Regions from separate parts of the Mus musculus genome. Here region 1 is linked to region 2. Evidence: chromatin contacts called from ENCODE Hi-C or POLR2A ChIA-PET data. All regions are on one chromosome and are shown on one strand. Each heading gives the region's core, a stretch centred on a gene start or an enhancer-like site at or near the end of the contact. The rest is flanking DNA. Distances are from core to core; before and after follow the strand shown.

Region 1 (2,966 bases), core at 437-2,936, 33 kb after region 2:
TCTCCCTTTGGCCTATTTTAAGTTTGAGCAAGACTTTCAGCAGCTTTCCTCAGGCACTGCTACTCAGGGAGCCCAATCACTTAATCGCAGCTCTGGTGGGTAAGCTACTGAGACCCTATCGGGGATCTCCAGCTGGTAGGCTCAAGGTGTATTTTATTATTTGGTTTATTTTTATGTGTACGCCATGTGTCTGTATTCCAGTCTGTGAGTGCAAGCGTATGCACGCACATGTGGAAATCAGAGAACATCCCTGGGTGTCGTCCCTGCCTTCTACCTTGCTTGATACAGGGTCCCTTGTTCGCCACTAATATGGCAGACCAATTGGCTACAGATTTCCGCTGATTCTCGTCTTTCCTCTCCCTATAGGAGCTCAAAGATCCACATGTATGCCACCAAGCCTCGCTGTATGAAAGTTCTGGAGAGTCAACTCCAGATTCTCATGTCTATACTGCAAGTGCTCTGCTCAGTGAGCCACGGTCTCTCTGTAGCCCACGCTGGCTTCAAGTGCTAGGAGTGCAGACATGACCCACCATACCTAGATTCTTATAAGCAGCGTGATACACTGAGGATCCTCATTGGCCTCTCTTTGCTCCTGAGCCACTTTTGTGCTAAGAGCGGAGTTAATACTCACAATCTAGTTCTGTAAAGAGAAGTTTGCTAACTTCTGGATGACAATGAAGACCACAATTTGAAGAAGGTAAAACAACAAATGATAATGATGATGACGACGACGATGATGATAATGATAATAATAATAATGATAATAAAGAGCCAGGGATGTAGCTCAGTTGGTAGAGTATCTACCTAGCATGCTGAAGGACCTAAATTCAAGCCCCAGTACAAATAACAAATAGCACTGAGTGGTTCTCAAGCCAGTCCGAGGCACTATACGTAGACATCCATTCATTAAACCTTTTAAACATTTCATGTTCTAGCACCGCATTTAGGCCACACAAGATATAAAGGGTTACAAATATTCAGATTTTATTATAAATAAAATACTGTTTTCTTTTTAAACATAAAAAAATGCCAAGTGTTGCGCTTTATTGCCCTCCCTGAGGGGGGAAGGCTGTAGAGATTAAGGCAAACAGCTAAAGTGAAGGCACATTGAAAAGGGCCACAGTTGGAATCAAAGGAAAATTCCATGGGCGGGGGCGGGGGAGGGATAAAACAATCTGTTCTGTGCGGCACCCCGCATTCTACAGCAGCCATTCTGTCCATTTCATTACATAAAATACAGGTTATTGGAACTATACAATAAAGCAATGGCTGTGTCGAAGGAGTGTAATAAGGTATCATCTTGTAAATAACTTTCATTTTAAAAAATAAAATTCTGTTTAAAAATATACCACAAAAGCTGGAGAAAACAAACCAAAACACCCCACCCACCAGCGCCTCGGGCCTGCTGGAGTGGAGTTGACCCAAAGAATGCTGGTGGTGGTCTGTTTCAGCCATTTTCTTGCAACTGTGACCAAAATGTTAAGGTGGTGAGCTCGGAATAGAGGAACTAGCCAATCAGCACTGAACTTGGTGAGGCCACGCCTCTGCCGTGGCACAAAAGGCCTCGGAGGATGCCAAGCTGAGATTTTGTGGCAATCTCCGAGATGGAGACAGGCTGAACAGAGCCTCCCCTCTGTCATCAGTAGCACGGTGCTGATGCCCTCAAGTGTTCAGTCATCACATGCTCCCTTAGAAAACTGACCCGTGTGGGAAGGTTCCACAAACAAACGTTCCTAATCCCTTTACCCTGTCAGCTTGGCTACTGCTCCGGGGCAGGCATGAGAACCTTGAGGAGCTGCAGCTCAGATGGTCAGAGCCACGGGGAAGAGGGCCCTCTTCGGTCAGGTTGTGGAGGTGAGCAGGCTTCCCGTCAGACAGTGAAGGTGCTGCAAACACAAGGCAGAGGTGGAGCAAAACACTGGGGACTAGGCACGACGTGACCAGGCATGGTACAGGTTCCTGTGCCAGTGAGAGGGACAACTGAGCAGAGACGTGAGCAGACAGTGCCGTTCTAGGAGGACCGGGGATATTTACATAAATTCCTTACTCTATAATCATGATAAACAAAATCCATTCACACAAAAAATATAAATTTCAAATAATTAATAGCACCAGTGTGTCAGATAATAGTTTCTTTCCCCCGCTACGCAAAGTACAAAATTGCATAGTGTTAAAGGCTAAATATGAATCTCAGAGGCAGGTAGGTAGGAGGAAGGGGATGTGTGGCAGGGAACTGTCACAGTGTGGTCTTAAGGAGACCACCGAGCTGAGGATCAGAGGTTGAGAAGCCCACTAGGAAATGCCACGCATGGATCTTCCCTCTCCACACAGAGGAAAGGCTTGGAGTGGGCAGAGCCACAAAGTGCAGGAACTAGATGGGGTTGGCAGCCTTGAGAAACACTGAGAGCGGGTGTTTGCCACCAGGACCTGGCAAACAACGATGTGCTCTGAAGAGTTCTAGAAAGAACGGAAACATCAGAAGAGAATGGAGCTAAGGGCCAAATGTCACATCTCTCTCCAAGAAAAAGAGAAAAAGAAATGCACTCATGGAATCCTAATGAGAGCGGTTACATCCCAATTACAGCCACTTCCCAGAAAATATGGGGAAAAGGAGATTTGCTCTTCTTTCATTGGTCAAGACCTTAGAGGACAACTGTTTTGACAGATATCTTACCAACAGTTCCAAGACTAACACTAACAAAGCTTCAAGAATTAGTACTACTTGGGGAAAAAAACTTGAGTGGGTTATCACATCTGTTTCTTCTGCATTAAGTCCTGCTTATAAAAATATCAAAAGCTACCTCACGTAGTGGTGCGTGCGAGCTGCCCATCCAGACTTTTTATCAGCTGCCTGAGGATTTGGGAAACATTCATCTTCCTAGTCAATGAAAACAGGAGGAAACCCTAAGCATCTTTGAGCCATGTTCTCCTGGGGACCCACATGTAACTACGCTGTCACCCACGAT
Region 2 (2,700 bases), core at 26-2,525:
AAAGTTGGGTGATCAGAGGAAAGCGCTTCAGCTAAGAGACAGAGAAACCCCCGCACTAGGTGTCATCATAGTTGACAGGACACATACACACGAAAAACAGTCGCTAAGTTCTCGCAGATTTTGTTTATATGACCTTAACTCCTCAGGACATGACAGCCACCGGGTGCTCTCGGTAGGAGTAAATGTTACTTGAAGTTTGAGTCCAATAAATACCTGGGAGGCGAAACTGTTCTTAGAAGTAACACTTGCAGTTTCGGGTATTACTAAAACGCTTAAAGTTCACGCTCTATCTCAAAAATACAACATGGATAACAAGGGGATTATGGAAGTTCTGTTTTTAGTCTGTGTGGTGCTGCCGGGCATGGAAAAAGTCCCACCTAACTCCCACTGGTAAATTACAGGGACCGGACAGTTTAAAGACTAGCATGTTACTGATTGAACGGGTGTGGAGGGGTCCCCTGTTGCCAAAGAAAAGAAAGGGAGGGAATTGAAAGAGGAATGGCTTTAGGGCAAGGAAACCTTCAGCTGGCACAACCCATTAGCTTCGTGTTTTTAACTCCCTTGGCTTTATGGGAAAACTGTCACTTTAGAGCGCGACTGTACAGGAGCCCCAGGTAGGGAGGAGATAGGCTCTTTGCAGATCCTTGACCTGACCGAGTGTGGATCCTCGAGGTGAATTCAGCCACCAACACCGTGTGCAGGGAAGGGCAAGTTGGAGGCGCGGTGGGAGCACTCACCTTCCCTCCTGGAGGTGGCCTGGGCTGCGGGCAGCAGGAGCGCGACACCAAGGCAGCAGCTGAGCCAGAGCGCAGGCATGGCCGGGCCGCGCTCCGCCGCTGCGGGTGCCTGCCGGGCGCCGAGTCTTCGCTCTGCTGTGCCTTCCTTTTCCCTCGATCAGGTGTTTTATCGACTCTTCTCCCTGACTCAGTCCTGACAGGAAGAGAGCCGGTGTTTCGGGGCGTGACTCACCTGTGAACAAGGAGGACCCAACCCTCCGAGGCAGACAAACACTCAGCGCATGCCGAGCAGTAAACCCGCTCGCTGCGGCCCCGGGCTCCCCCCTCCGCAACCGGGGAGCACACCTGGCCCCGCCGAGGGCGTGGTACTGAGGCTGCGGTCCAGAGATCCTTCTGGAATGTGCCATATCCCCTCCCTCCACCCGCACCCCGCTACACACAGCCGTTCTCTCCCGGGGTGGTCCTGGGCAGAACTCAGGTTGTAGATATCAGCCACCCCTTCCTCAAAACCGGAGGGGGCGAGGGAGTCTCAAGGGCACAGACATCCATTCCAGTCACAGTTGGACGCCCCTTCCACTCTAGTCTAAAACACAGGCAAATTAACCAGGCTGAGGGGCCCAACAGGATCGATCCTCTTCACTCTCAGGGTAACTTTTATTCTGAGATACAGCACGTATACATACCTCTGATTTTACTCACTTCTAAGCACACACACACACACACACACACACACACACACACACACACACACCAGGGTGACCCAAAGGTTGCTCTCCTGGGTCTATCTACCCCCTTAACCTTGAACTAGCAAACTCATTAAGCAAACTCATTAAACTGTTACGAACTAGTTCACAGTTGATATTCAACAAGCCTTCTGCTCATAAGAGAAAAGGTTTCTTAGTCTTTTAACATCTCAGAGCATATTTTTCACGACATTCTCTCTGGCCCCGCTAGAAAATAACGTTAAGAGGGATAGTGCCAGCCAAGCCCGGTGTTAGCTGAAGTGAGTAACACCAAGTGGGGGAGGGGATGCAAATCTTGGCTTATCCCACACTGTCCTGGGAACTTCTCCTACAGTGAATAATGCAGAAGTGACTGTCAGAGAAGGCTCTTAAATCCTGCTATAGACTTAGGATTTACTAGTATTTATGTAGACACAACGTATCCATTACAACCAATAACCACTTCTTTTCCTCATGGTAAGGACAGCAGAGGCCCTAAATAAATACCTAGTCACTGACTAAATGAATGACTGTACCATAGATAGTTCCGTAGCTTAACACTCTAAGATAACTAACAACGTAATCCATACATATTGTCAAAGGGTGTGAGAACTCCCATTTCTAAGTGTGATAGTGACCAGTGTAGGCTGACCAGGAGAGATGTGGCTGGCTTTGTACAGAACATGGAGTCTGAACTAGATACCTAGTTCTAACCAGGAAGTAGACAAAGCATTGAAGAGCAACAGAGGCAAGATAGGGTACTGCAGACAAGCCGACATCTCTAAAATCTAGCGCAAAATGAGCAACAGAATGGATATTCTAATTTTCTTAACCTAGACTCAACTCTCTTCTGCTCTGTCCAAATAATGTGGAGATTCTTCTCACTCAGAATCAGTGCCCAGCTACTGCTAACACTTCAGTTCCTTGAGAGCAGGCATCTATAATTTTTTTCTTCCAGTAGCAGCTATGCGGTGGACAGAGAGAGAGGGGGAGAGGGAGAGGGAGAGGGAGAGGGAGAGGGAGAGGGAGAGGGAGAGGGAGAGGGAGAGGGAGAGGGAGAGGGAGAGGGAGAGGGAGAGGGAGAGGGAGAGAGAGAGAGAGAGGGAGCACACTTGTTTCTGAGTGCTATGATCCTTGCATATCTACCATCCACTAACTGAAAATATTGATACTTCTTGTTTTAGAAAAGTCCAGGTACACAGTGTTGGAGGAGCAGGGCATAGGGCCCTGCAAAATCAAAC

What was found. A loop is a pair of places that touch in the nucleus more often than their neighbours do. ChIA-PET counts read pairs that join two places held with the same protein, here RNA polymerase II (POLR2A).
Region 1: a loop to region 2 is called in a map of left cerebral cortex, with 2.0 times the contacts of the local background. The contact joins the enhancer-like site here to the promoter of Lamc2 in region 2. A Hi-C loop is called at or near these places in 1 of 37 maps with a recorded cell type or tissue (left cerebral cortex). POLR2A ChIA-PET finds 5 or more read pairs at or near these places in 3 of 5 experiments (Patski and embryonic stem cell).

What each region holds. Positions count from the first base shown.
Region 1 is chr1:153,217,962-153,220,927 of GRCm38, forward strand. It overlaps Lamc1 (laminin, gamma 1), which reads right to left. Exons shown (of 28, transcript NM_010683.2): 28 at 961-2,966. Among named protein-coding and RNA genes, the nearest start is that of Lamc2, 33 kb to the left of the region's middle. Within about 2 kb of position 1,687, at least 1 of the 3 ENCODE cell types and tissues checked has a DNase peak (open chromatin) inside an H3K27ac peak, as active enhancers do.
Region 2 is chr1:153,185,172-153,187,871 of GRCm38, forward strand. Lamc2 (laminin, gamma 2) reads right to left here and starts at 1,276. Exons shown (of 24, transcript NM_008485.3): 1 at 1,083-1,276; 2 at 738-930. The coding sequence starts at 816.